2 separate regions of the Homo sapiens genome follow, and region 1 is linked to region 2. Evidence: chromatin contacts called from ENCODE Hi-C or POLR2A ChIA-PET data. All regions are on one chromosome and are shown on one strand. The core of a region is the stretch at or near the end of the contact, and the rest is flanking DNA. Distances in the headings are between cores, read along the strand shown. Region 1 overlaps FNIP2 (folliculin interacting protein 2). Region 2 overlaps SPMIP2 (sperm microtubule inner protein 2).

Region 1 (3,254 bases), core at 77-2,576, 220 kb after region 2:
AAGAAATATTTCAAGAGATCAGATTCTGGAATACTAGAGACTCTTTAAGGATCATCAGTGTTCAAAACTCTTGAATTCATTCATTCATTCAACAGGTATTTATTAAACGCCAACTTCCTGCCAAGCACTGCATTAAAAGCAGAGACACAATGGCAAGGCTAGGATTTAGACGAACTCTCACAGCCATGCTGTAACTATCACATGTACGTTTTCTTGTTTCATTTACAGTTATTTCAAATGTATGCTTTAAAAGACTTTGTGGCATTGAATTTAAAAGGTATTTTTGTAACTATCTTTAAATCATATTTTATAAAAGAACTTGAGTAAATGAGGATAGCTAATGAAGAAATGAATGATAACATACTTTTCCCCCCATAACCCCAAAGGTTTTGACTATAAGACAAAAAATGTCCAATTTTCCAGGCATATCAGAGAGAGAGTTGGCAGTCTGAAGTATTTATAAGGTGTTAAAGCCAGAATCAATTGAACTGGTGAATTTGCTGCTGCTTCCTAACACATCCTAAATCAACACCTGTTTCATCTCTTGAGGAATGTGCAGGTTAACGTCTAACTTGTCTTCAACTTGTGAAGAAAGAGTTGCTATGACAACATGCAACTATCCTTACTGGGAATCAGGCTGAGGTCCCCACCAGATATGTAGGTTCTTAATTAGCCCCCCTCAGCTTTTGGGATGAATTCCTACTGCCTCAGTGTTCATTCTCACTTAGACACCCTGCATGAATTGGTTGTCATTTTCAATTAGACATCAGCACATAACCAAACACCAATCATTTATTTAAAGATATATATCAAATACAGAAATCTCTTATTTATGATTAAAAAGTCTTAGGTGTGGTAATAAAATCATCTTCATAAACCAATATATAAATCTCTTATAGCACTATGATGGACACAAATTCTAAAGTATAATCTACAAATTAAACAAGTTTACAGGGACAAATAACTAGAAAAATAATTCCTAGAAATGAAGGCACACAGTTCAGGAGACAGAAATATGATAATCGGGGATCCAAACTCATGCTAATACTAAAATCTTATATAACAGAAAGAGTACTCTGCTATACAACATTTATCCACAACATTATAGTATTAATGGCTACATTTTATTGCACTTAATATATTGTATTATTCTGGCACAAACAGAAAGTGCAATAAGGAAAAAAAAATATGTAGCATGATGCATGAGAAGGCACATTGTCCTTTTCAGAAGTCCATTATAAAGGCAGCTGGACAGATTCTGGCTGAACACAAGTGGGGTGCCAGCCCATCTCCTTCCATCCCCATCCCACCCTCCCATTCAAGCACTGGTTACAAAAGTGTCTGTGTGGCCATGAGTAGTGAGTCATGGATGTTCCATTTACAGATGGGGTGGGGTTGAGGGAAATCACTGTTACATGCCCAGTTAGCTGGAAAAGTCCATCCTGTTTTTCCTTTTTTTACATAATAATCATTTTTCATAAATCTGAGATAAAGAATGCTTGGTAAGTAGGAACTCACCAAATATTTCAGCACTCTTACATCCAAAGGAAAGACTTACTTTTACAGCCAAGTATATGATCTCATAGTCCAGGCCTAACAATTCACACTAAGCAAGGGGCTTGTACAATCAGTACAAAACATTTGTTCCTTTTCACCCACACCAAGAAAAACAGTGGCTGGAGAAATAAAGCACATTACCAGTTCCCAAATCAGATTCACACACCAGGAGTTCATGCTGGCAGCCAAAGTATTTCATGACGGCAAGGACAATCTTTTACAGCTTCCTTTTCCAAGGAAACACAACGGCAAAGTAGCTTCCTTAGGCTGACCTTACAGGCAAACCACGAGAAACACAACCTAAAGCAACAACAAAAACCAATGCTCTTTTTGGAGCTATATACTCCATGCATTAAAAGACCACATGCCTCCGTCCATCTCTTAGTACCACCTACTAAATCAAATAATAATGCATAATACAACAAATTCAAATTTCAGGACTTAAAATTATAACTACATGTTTTAGCTTTTAAAACATCTAATCCAGGCCTCTTATCCACATTCCCTCAAAATCCAAAGGGCTGTGTCAGTCTTTTCTAAACATATTTCAAATAAAGCTTGAGCTGCATGCAGCTCCTAACTGTACTCTGAGCCCCCAGGAAGACTACACTGGGCTCTGAAGCTCAGGTGAAGTAGCGACCCTGTCAAACTAGTAAACATTTTGCACATACATATCTCCTATCATTATTGACACTGCCAATTAACTTAGCCTCTGAGGTTTATAATGAGTTTAGATTTTAAATACATTAAACCTCATAACAAACATATTACTTTTAATAATAGGAGCTAACAGTTATTTTGATGAAGAAGAAAGATTCTATGAAATTTATTCAAATCAGATTTCTCCATAAACATTATCCTTACTCTATTCCCTCACAGTGTAGAATATGCTAAATGCTATTTAAGTTATCTTAAATAGTTAAATAATCTAATAGTTAAATAATCTAGAATATTTAGGTTTAAAATAATCCAAATCACAAAAGTAACACAAATTCATTAGAGCAAAATCCAAAAATACCAACAAGAATAAAACACAAAAAATTAAAATAAAATTTTCACCTACCTCTTGGCAACCACTGTTATAATATGTTGGTGTAGAGTGTTGCTGGCCTATTCTGCACATGCATAATCGCTCCTATTTTTAAATGTTTTTCACATAAATTTATAACTTGCTTTTACTTTTTAAAATTTATATAAATTTATGGGGTATAAGTGTAATTTTGTTACATGCATAGATTGCACAGTGGTGAAGTCAGGCTATTAGAGTTGCTTTTACTTCTTCTATTGAGAACATTTTTCTTTTGTTTTGTGTGTCTGTGTATAAAATTATGATTTGGATGCTATAGAATGTCATCCATTGTGTGACTATATCATTTTGCTTAACCAATTTCCTTTTTTGGCTAAATGCAATTTTATTCTTAATAATAAAAACTTGCAAATAACTTTGAAAAAACAAACACACCATATTTCTAAGAATCTTTCTGACACCCCGTCACCTCTACCAGGTTTGAGTGAGTGTCCGCTGAACATCTTTAAGACCCCTCTGAAAACTTAAGGTCTCTGTTTCATGAATGACTACATCAAGGTTAAAAAACTAATATGCAAGTGAAAACAGTTCAATTCAGCACTGTCTCAACTCTCATCTACAGAAAGAAAACAGCCTCTGAAAAATGGTTCCATTTTCGTAAAGCCTCAAC
Region 2 (3,068 bases), core at 500-2,999:
GATATGGGGCCAAATTGACACTGGCAATGTAGAGTCAAGCAAGACTCTCCACTGGGACCTGTTATTGTACAAATAAAAAGTACGTTCTTTTATGAATCTACAAAATAGTCCACTTAAATGAAATACTTATTTTTGCAGTTATGTAATCAATTAATTAAGTCTAATAAATAGAGAAGCTTCATTCATATCTAAAATATGCAAGAAGGAGATGTAAGATAAAAGACAAATATGAAAACTGCTGTAGAACAGGATTTAGTAAACCATGGCTCATGTGCCAAATCTGGCTTGCCACCTTTTTTTATACAGCTAAAAGTGGGCTTTCACTTTGTAAGTGGTTGAAAAAAGTTAAAAGAAAAATATTTACCAACCCATAAAAACTATATAAAATTCTAATTTCAGTGCCCATAAATTCTGTTTTATTAGAACACAGCCACACTTACTGGTTTACGTATTGTCCACTGCAGTGACAGGGTTGAGGAGTTGTGATAGAGATTGTATGTATGACCTGCAAGCCTAAAACATTTACTATCTGACCTTTAAAAAAAAATGTGCTGACCTCTGCTCTAGATCAAAGAGTTTGATTATGGAGGCCAGGCACAGTGGCTCATGTCAGTAATCCCAGCACTTTGGGAGGCCGATGTGGGAGGATCACTTGAGGCCAGGGGTTTGACACCAGCCTGGGCAACATAGTAAGACCCTCATATCTACCAAAAAAATTTTAAAAATTAGCCGAGTGTGGAGGCCCATGCGTGTAATCACAGCTACTTAGGAGGCTGAGGTGGGGGAATTATTTGGGCCCAGGAGTTCAAGGCTGCAGTGAGTCAGGATTGTGCCACTGCACTCCAGCCAGGGCAACAGAGTGAGACCCTGTCTCTAAACAATAACAACAACAACTAAAGAGCTTGAATATGGAGGAATACCAATAATTGCCCTCTCCCTTGCCTTTTGTGAGGATAGTTTCTGAATGAGCCCCTGGCTTGCCTTCATTTCTTTGCATTGCTTTAGTATAAACCCATATCCTTGGCTGGGTCCGGTGGCTTACACCTGTAATCCCACCACTTTTGAGGTGGGCAGATCACCTGAGGTCAGGAGTTTGAGACCAGCCTGACCAACACAGTGAAACCCTGTCTCTATTAAAATTACAAAATTAGCTGGGTGTGGTGGCGCATGCCTGTAATCCCAGCTACTTCAGAGGCTGAGGCAGGAGAATCGCTGGAACCCAGGAGGCAGAGGTTGCAGTGAGCTAAGATTGTGCCATTGTACTCCAGCCTGGGCAACAAGAGCGAAGCTTCATCTCAAAAAAAAAAAAAAAAGCCATATTCACAAGTATGATAGTACGAACACCAAACTAATTATGATTTAGCTAGCAACAGAGACCAAAGAGGAGAAAAGAAGTAACTTCAAATAATTTCATGTGGTCTTAAAAGTAAATTGCACAGCAGCAGTAAAAAGTTGCATTGTAGCTGTGTGTTTGTGTGTGTGTGTTTTCTCTGAGGAATGTTTTCCTTTTTGCTTTGTAGCTGACTACCCAGAGGCCAGCACACTCTTCTCCCTTTCCAGAGAGCTTCCATTTTATTTGGGTGTCTACCCTGACCTCACATGACTCAGGATTAAATTCTGAATCATCCAAGCCAGTCATCGAAATTCCAGTTCCCTTGCCAGCTCTTGGTTTTAGGAAGAGACGAATGACTCAATCCTGGTGAATAAAATGAGAGAGGAATTTATCTGAGGTTTTCTAGGAAGGGCTTCCCTGCTGATTAAACATACACACACCCTCTTGAACATCATTGTATCTGCCTATGATAACTGAAACCGTGACAGCCTCCTTGGGACCTCAAGGGGAACTGGCCAGGGGTAAGGAGAGGATGCAGTGCACACAGATGGAAAAGCCTGTGATTCCGAAGACATCATTGAGCTACTGAAGAAAGCAACCCTGGATTCCTCCTGCCTCAGAAGATCTTATTATGGGACATAATTTTCCTTAATTGTTTAATCAATTTTGCAATGGATTTCCTATTACTTGCAGCACTCAAATGGATTTTTATTAGTTCTATATACACAAATCTTACTAATTTTTTTCATGAAATATCTAGAGACTATCTATGTGAATGGTGAGCATTTCTTATAATAAAACTGACTATACCATGCACATTTATGCTAGGAAAATTGCAAGCCAAAATAAAGAAAATGTAATTTATTTGTTATCTACTTAGATTTTCCTTTCAGGAGAGATGAATATGTGGATTCACCTGGTTGCAAAATTTTGTCAAGATGGGTCAGTTTTACTTTTCAACTAAAAGTCCAAGGATGTTTACAAAATTTTTGATTCTGCCTTCTTTCTCTACTTGACAGGAAAACTACAGAATTTTATATTTTTGATTACATCAGCAAATTTAATGAGCAAGCAGTCTTCTTTCAGCAAATATTACTATGCATTTGCTTGGTGCATTGCACTGTCCAGAATGCTAAAGAGGTTCCAAAGCAAACGAGACGTCGTGCGAGTCTCTAATAGGGACGAAAAACGGGTTAACTGTCAAGCAAAGAGACAAGACACATAGTCACGAAACGGCTAGGAAACCTCAGCACACAAATGAAACAGATCAAATTGTACTTTAAAGTTTCAGTGAATAATAATGTCTGCCATGAAGAACAGAAAATGTTTTCTCTTTTTTTTTTTTTTTTTTTTTTTGAGATGGAGTCTCACTCTGTTGCCAGGCTGGAGTGCGGTGGTGCAATCTCAGCTCACTGCAACCTCCGTCTCCCGGGTTCAAGCGATTCTCCTGCCTCAGCCTCCTGAGTAGCTGGGACTACAGGCACACGCCACCACGCCCAGCTAATTTTTGTATTTTTAGTAGAGACAGGGTTTCACTATGTTGGCCAGGATGGTCTTGATCTGTTGACCTTGTGATCCACCTGCCTCGGCCTCCCAAAGTGCTGGAATTACAGGCCTGAGCCACCATGTCCAGCTCAGAAAATATTTTCTAAAGGAGGTGAGCATGGTCTTTAGATTGTATGGGAGGCCAGAAAAACAGAGGCCATGTCATAATGACCTTTGTTCACACTGAGCC

Evidence for each region. A loop is a pair of places that touch in the nucleus more often than their neighbours do. ChIA-PET counts read pairs that join two places held with the same protein, here RNA polymerase II (POLR2A). Pooled maps may share reads with other maps.
Region 1: a map of breast epithelium shows a loop between it and region 2 (14-fold over the local background). The contact joins two enhancer-like sites. A Hi-C loop is called at or near these places in 1 of 168 maps with a recorded cell type or tissue (breast epithelium) and 1 of 50 pooled maps. POLR2A ChIA-PET finds 5 or more read pairs at or near these places in 3 of 52 experiments (T-cell, WTC11 and activated T-cell).

The regions. Positions count from the first base shown.
Region 1 is chr4:158,773,628-158,776,881 of GRCh38, reverse strand. The region is part of intron 1 of FNIP2 (folliculin interacting protein 2); the gene reads right to left. Among named protein-coding and RNA genes, the nearest start is that of FNIP2, 6.2 kb to the right of the region's middle. Within about 2 kb of position 1,326, at least 5 of the 41 ENCODE cell types and tissues checked have a DNase peak (open chromatin) inside an H3K27ac peak, as active enhancers do.
Region 2 is chr4:158,995,477-158,998,544 of GRCh38, reverse strand. The region is part of intron 1 of SPMIP2 (sperm microtubule inner protein 2); the gene reads left to right. Among named protein-coding and RNA genes, the nearest start is that of SPMIP2, 38 kb to the left of the region's middle. RefSeq lists an enhancer at 1,087-2,286. Within about 2 kb of position 1,749, at least 4 of the 41 ENCODE cell types and tissues checked have a DNase peak (open chromatin) inside an H3K27ac peak, as active enhancers do.